2 separate regions of the Mus musculus genome follow, and region 1 is linked to region 2. A link is a contact called in ENCODE Hi-C data. All regions are on one chromosome and are shown on one strand. Each heading gives the region's core, a stretch centred on a gene start or an enhancer-like site at or near the end of the contact. The rest is flanking DNA. Distances are from core to core; before and after follow the strand shown.

The links. A loop is a pair of places that touch in the nucleus more often than their neighbours do.
Region 1: a map of heart shows a loop between it and region 2 (9-fold over the local background). The contact joins the promoter of Clca2 here to the promoter of Lmo4 in region 2. A Hi-C loop is called at or near these places in 1 of 37 maps with a recorded cell type or tissue (heart).

The regions. Positions count from the first base shown.
Region 1 is chr3:145,097,484-145,100,714 of GRCm38, reverse strand. It overlaps Clca2 (chloride channel accessory 2), which reads left to right and starts at 1,609. Exons shown (of 14, transcript NM_178697.5): 1 at 1,609-1,936; 2 at 2,820-2,957. The coding sequence starts at 1,751.
Region 2 is chr3:144,203,419-144,206,530 of GRCm38, reverse strand. It overlaps Lmo4 (LIM domain only 4), which reads left to right and starts at 1,276. Exons shown (of 5, transcript NM_010723.3): 1 at 1,276-1,711.

The sequences.
Region 1 (3,231 bases), core at 360-2,859, 890 kb before region 2:
AGGTTTTTTCTTAGCCTGACATCACCTCCTCCCTAGCTGCCCTCATAAAGGGGTCACAGCTGGGCAGAATGGACAAGTGACTAAAGGTCTCCAGACATGTTCTCTGTGAAATTTAATTCAATAAATAAAGCCTTCCCTTAGTTTTAGAAAAGCTTTACCATATCTGTCAGTGTGTGTGAAGCACGTCAGCAGGTCCACCCTTTTGACATTAACACAAGATGTTGCCATCTACGTGGTTCCACAGGCCACAGGTTGGACACACTCGTGAGAAAGACAGTTCCTAAGTCTAATATGATAGCTAAGAGAAGTAACAATACAGTGATAAATAGTGGGAATTGAGGCCCGTTGCTCTTTTTAGCACTGTGCTATGACTATAACTTTAAAAAGTTTATTTTAGCTTTCCTGAGCCATAGCTTTGACACGGTATCAGTCACTTTTCTGTTGTTATTATAAAACACTATGGCTAAGGCAACTTCAGAAAGAAAGCGTTCATTTGGCTTCTGGTCCCAGAGGTACAAAAATCCATTAAAATATGAAGGCATGGCAGCAAGCAGCCGGCCTGTCTGCTGGGACAGGAAGCCATTCCTCAACCACAGCCTCGAGGTAGGCAGAGTGAACTGGAATTGGCACAAAGCTCTAAACTCTCAGAGCCTTCCTCCAGTGAAAGTATTTTCTCCATCGAGGCTGTACCTCCTAAGCTTCCCTAAACAGTGCCACCGTTTGAGACCAAGTATTCTGATGCACGAGTCTATATGGGACCTGTCTTATTCACCCACCACAGTCACGAAGGAGCTAGGAGTAGCACAGCCCACCAGCCAATAAGAGTTCCCATGCCTTCCTCCACTGGAATTGTCAGAATTGAAAAGCAGGAGTAAAAATCATGACTACATTTAAAAGGGTTCATCTGCAAATTCCACAGTGTTGTGTAGTTATCCGATGTCACAAAATATTCGTGAAGCCTGCTTCTTAGGCCTGCAGTGGTGCAGGAGATACAGGTTGACTGAATCAAGCCCTTATCCTCAGGGGATCCCTGCTTAGAAAGAAGTTCATTTTTTCTCCTTGGCATCAGGAAAAAAAAAAAAAAAGGTCAAGGCGGCCAGGGGAAAGATCCCATGGCCTACACAGCATCCAAGTTCCTCACACTTGTCCCTCCCTTGGGAGATATCTGATCTCCTAAACCCAGCCATCAACTCAGAGCTCGCCCAGACTGCCTGACCCGGGGCTCTAGGGACAGGCATACAGCATAATTTACAAATCTTCAAGACAAACAAGGGAATCTCACAACCAGTGCAGTGTCCTGAGTAAGCGAGGGAAACAGTACTGATGGAGGAGGTTGCCCAAGACTCAGGAAGGAAAATTACTGTCGGTGCTGTGTGCCCCGTGGTGGACTGACTGACTTCATTGTTCTGATGGCCTTGCAGCCAGGCCTCTACCTCTGAAAATCCTTCCTGCTTCACTTCCCTTTTCCCTTGAGAAGAGACAAAGCCAGGAAAGGCTGGATGGCTTCCTGACCAGCTGTGATGCAGGAGGAAGCTTAGCCACAAACCAGGTGAGTACTATTGCCTTGGAGAGGAACTTGTAGAGACAGGTCCCAGATAGATCCACCCCAGGGTTTTCAAAGAAGGCAACTCCTCATCATGTATTGTAAGACCTTCTAAGTTCCGAAAGAAGCCAGCTGCTTCCACATTGATCAGCTGACTCAAGGTACCCAGCAGGCTCCCCGTGAATAAACCAGAGGTTTCACTGCAAGATGACCCACAGGGACAGCACAGGACCTGTCATCGGGCTGAAACTTGTGACCCTTCTGTTCACCCTAAGTCCAGAACTTCTGTTCCTGGGAGCTGGATTGAAGCTGAAAGAGAATGGCTATGATGGATTGCTTGTTGCCATCAATCCCCGGGTACCCGAGGATCTGAAGCTGATTACAAACATTAAGGTGAGTGGCAATTATGCCATCAATAGCCGATAGTCAATTGATCGACTGATTAATTCAGACCTGTTGCCATCTTTCCGAAGCTAACCCCACCAGGTTTGAACTGGAGCAGTACAGAGAGCATTTCCTAAGGACAGTGGTAACAACATGGTTAAGGGCATGCTGGCTACATCACATCGATATATATGGGTAGCCTGCACTCACAGAGCCTTCGTCCATCTTTCTATTAGTTAGCATCCGTTGCCTTTGGGGTTCAGTTGTTGTTTTCCTATGTGACCGTTCTCTGGAGAGCAGCTTAGAGAAGTAAAAGTGGACTGTGGAAAAGAAAGCCAGTCAGATGTTTGAGTGACGGGGGCGGGGGGAGCATCTTAAAGCCATCCTGGGGCATCCCATTTCAAAGCTGGCAGTTCTCAAGGGAGAATGTCAATGCAGGCTGCCACAGAGAAAAATTCTCTCCGCTCTCCCACGTTCTCTAAGATTGCTGATGTCCATTGTGGCACGGCAAGGGAGAATCGTCACCTACTATCCTATTCTATGGGATCGCCTAAAGTGAAAATAATGTTTTTAAAAGGCACAGGCCTGAACGTGCTCAAGAGGTGTGACTTAAAGCGGTGTTCCGAAACTTGGGGAGATCATGAGCGCAAGCCCTAACATGTAATCAGTGTGCTAAAATCTCTTTCAGGTAGCCATTCAATATCTTTTCCAAAAACATTTGTTCCTGTGTTTTTGCAGGTTCATTCAAATCCTGTTTACCTGATTTTCACCGTTGTTTCTGTGGCATCAGGAAAACAAGGATTTTCCGTCTGACAGCTTCCCCTCTGTTTACATCTGATGGCTTCCCCTCTGTTTGTTTATATCTGATGGCTTCCCTTCTGTTTGGTTATAGGAAATGATAACCGAAGCTTCCTTTTACCTGTTCAATGCGACCAAGAGGAGGGTGTTTTTCAGAAATGTACAGATTTTAGTACCTGCCACTTGGACGGATCATAATTACAGTAGAGTAAGACAAGAATCCTATGACAAGGTAAGGACTTAGGATTCTATTAAAAGAGTTTAATTCAACTTGAGGGTGAGAAACTTTCCAAATATACTCTGTCCTTGATACTGGCATAGTGACATGCTATACTGTAAAGAGCATTACTGACAAAGCCCATGGGCATTATCTCATAGACCTTCATTCATGAGAAAGGCAAGAAAGAAAAACAGAAACATAATAAATAGGTGTGACTTATTCAGCCACACATTAAGTCAGATGCCATTGCTGATTCTGCTTCTCTTGGGATCTCTCTTCTGTATTA
Region 2 (3,112 bases), core at 27-2,526:
CAGTACAGCTTTGCACTTCCATGATAATTTCCAACAGAAAAATCTCTCTGGAACTTACTATTAATAATCAACCCTAGTATTAACCTCAGATCGGAGATTTATTAAACCTATTTGGCAGAGTAAAGTTGAATAACTTGATGTTCAAGGATCCAGGCTGAGCTCTGGCCCTGGAAAGAGGCTCTGAAGCTAGCTAGCATTCCTCAAATCTTGGTTTGTACAAGAAACGACTAGTCTTTTTTCAGGGTCGTGAGCTAGCAGCAGGTCTGGCAAATGCTCGCATCGCTTTAGGGGGCTACGAGGGAGCTAGCATCACACCCTCTACACTGAAGCAGAATGGTGAGCAAAAAGCTTTGCCCATAAAGTTTCCTTCATCTCTGAAAACCAGGGTGTGATTTGCATTCACCAGCAACTGACAAGCATCTATGAAATGCCTCCTCCTTCCAGTTTACACTGGGGTTAATGGGAGCAAGATGGGGTTAAGCTGGCAGTACTTAGGTAGGAACTACTTCCCACTTTGCTTAAGGTTTTGAAATCTGCAACCCGAAGAATTAAACAAAACACCCGCTTTTGCACCTCCCTCCGGCAGAATGAATCCTCTACCCTAACAGGAAGAGACCCATTTCTGGGAAAGTAAGTTTCCCGAGGGTCTGTTCTCTGAGCCAGGGAAGGCGATCCCCGAGGCCCTGCGGGGGCGGGCTCCACGCGTCCTCGCGCGCTGGGCAGGCAGGTGTGGTCCTGAGCCTGGGCACGCGCTCGCTGGCCGCGTCCCCCGCGCCACCCGGGTCCCTTCTCGTGCCCCGACCCCGGGCCCCCCCCGCCTTCCCGGGCCCGGCCGGCTCAGCCGCCCGCCTCGCTCCCCGCCCCCCGAGTCTCGTTTCAGTCACCCTTTGTCCTTCCCCGGATTGGCAGGTTTTATTATTCCGCCTGAACAATCCGGCCGCCCAGTGGCTGAGGGTCGCTGACGTCGGCGGCAGAGCCGGGGAGTAGTTGGGATTCTGCTCTGTCAGTAACACATGTGTAAGCGCCGCCGAAGGAGCGAGCGAGCCGGCTAGAGGCCCGCGCCGCCGCCTCCTCCGAGCCGGGCAGCAGCAGCGGGGCAGCCGATCGGTCCAGCGCTCCCGGCCGGCCCGCAGCTCCCCACTCCGTGCGTCCTCGTACCGGCCGCGGGACCGAGCCTGCACCGCCGCTCCCGGGCCGCAGGTCGCGGGAGGGGGGAGCTCGGCCGAGCCGCCGGCGGCCCCGAGCGGGCGGGCGGGCGGGAGGAAGGCGGCGGCGGAGGAGGAGGAGCGCGGGCGCGGCGGGGGCGGGGGCGCGTACAAAGTGAAGCCACATTGCCAAACTTGCAGCCGCGATTGCAGCAGTGGCTGCTGCTGCGCCGCGCGGGCCCGGCCGAGGGAGCCTGCAGCTGCTCGCGCGCAGCCGGGGGCTGAGGACCGGGACCCTCGGGCTGAGACTTGACACTTCTTCGCCGGGCCGCCTGCCACTTAGCGTGGGGCTCCCTCTACCCGCCCCAGAGCCACGCGATTAAAAAAAAAAAAAAAAAAAAAAGCAGCCCTTAGCCCCCTCCTCCCCTTTCCTGCTTCTGCGAGAACTCCCTCCCTCCCTCCAGCTCCGCCAGCCCCAGCGCCCCTGCCCTGGAAGCCGAGCGGCTCCGCTCGCATTTCGCCGCCGCCGCCGCCTCTCGCAGTGTTGCAATATAGGGGAGAAGCAGGTAAGGGGGTGGCTGGGGACGCCGCGGGCCCGGAGGGGACGAGGGAGAGAGGGAGGGGGGAACTGATCGGGGCCGGGGCTGTTTTCTTTGGCTTCCTTCCCTTGACCGTCCCAAATTGCAAGTAAACAATACGTCGCCTTAGATAATGCGTGAGTCTGAAACTACCGGAGGCCGGCCTGCGAGCTAGCAAGGAGGGCAGCCCCGGGCCGCCAGCTTTGTAGCGGTTCCTTGCTTACAAAAGGGTTCTTCTTGGAGACGGGGCTGGTGGGGACCCTGGAGAGGGCTGGGGGCAGTTCCAGTTCCTAAAGGAAAGGCAGGGGCTGCTCAGATGAGAAGTGGTGTGTGCGTGGGTGGGGGCGATAGTCAAGACCCCCCCCCCAACACTGTTTGAAACAGGGAACGAAAAGCTCTAAGTGACCAGGAGCTGGCATTGCTGATTCTTTTAAAAAGAATTCCTCTTGGCTTATAAGTCTTTTGTTCCAATCCAGGAGAAATCCGGTGAATCACCTAATTAAAATCAAGACATGAATTAAGCATCCATTTTTGTACTACAAATGGCCAGCGCTACGTTTGTCCCTCCCTTGGTCTCCATTAAAAAACACCAGAGACGTTGTTAAAGGGGGGCAGATTTTGCCTCTAGCTGCCAGCTCTGCTTTCTATTTCACTGACTATCCCAGGACCTAAATTGCTTGGCTATGTAATTACTAGAGTATAAGCCTATTTAACTTAAAAGCTTTCTTTTTTTTTTTTTCCAACTCTAAATGAAACTTGATGAGGGCCCGTCCTTAGTTATCAGGGGAGTCACTTTCTGGTCAGTCCTCTTGATTCATCTCTTTTAGATTTAATCAGCATTAAGGTATTGCTTGTCCTTAAGAGCTTTAGCTAATGGGGTTACTGGATGCTTTTCTCAGTGTAATGTTTCCTTTTCAAAAAAAATATACATATATATTTACCTCTCACTAAAGATGGGGGTGGGGAGCAGCTTGGAATCTCCTCCCTCCCCCTCCCTTTTAAAAAAGGAATTCGGAGCGATTAAAACGTTGGGGGGGGGCAGTTTAAAGACCTAGGGCAGGAAATGCAGATTCATTTGGGTCAGGGCTGAAATTGTAACAAAAAGCAATTCCTCGAGTAAATGCATCAGAGAAATCAATTTACATAAAGGTATGATGCATTCGGATAAATGCAATGCTAATGGGTTTTAGAGCGGTCCTGGTTCCAGAGTCTCAGGGTTTTGTTACAGCTTAATTGGTGCAGTTCTTATTCTGGTTTATTGTGCGGTCACTGGACACACGTTCCGGGACTCTTTCGGAGGAAATGTGTTTAAAATCGGCCTATTTAAGGAACCAGAGTCCTTCTTTCGTTCCCTCACCCCGGTTCTTTGCAGCAGTGAAGTTGGGCTAG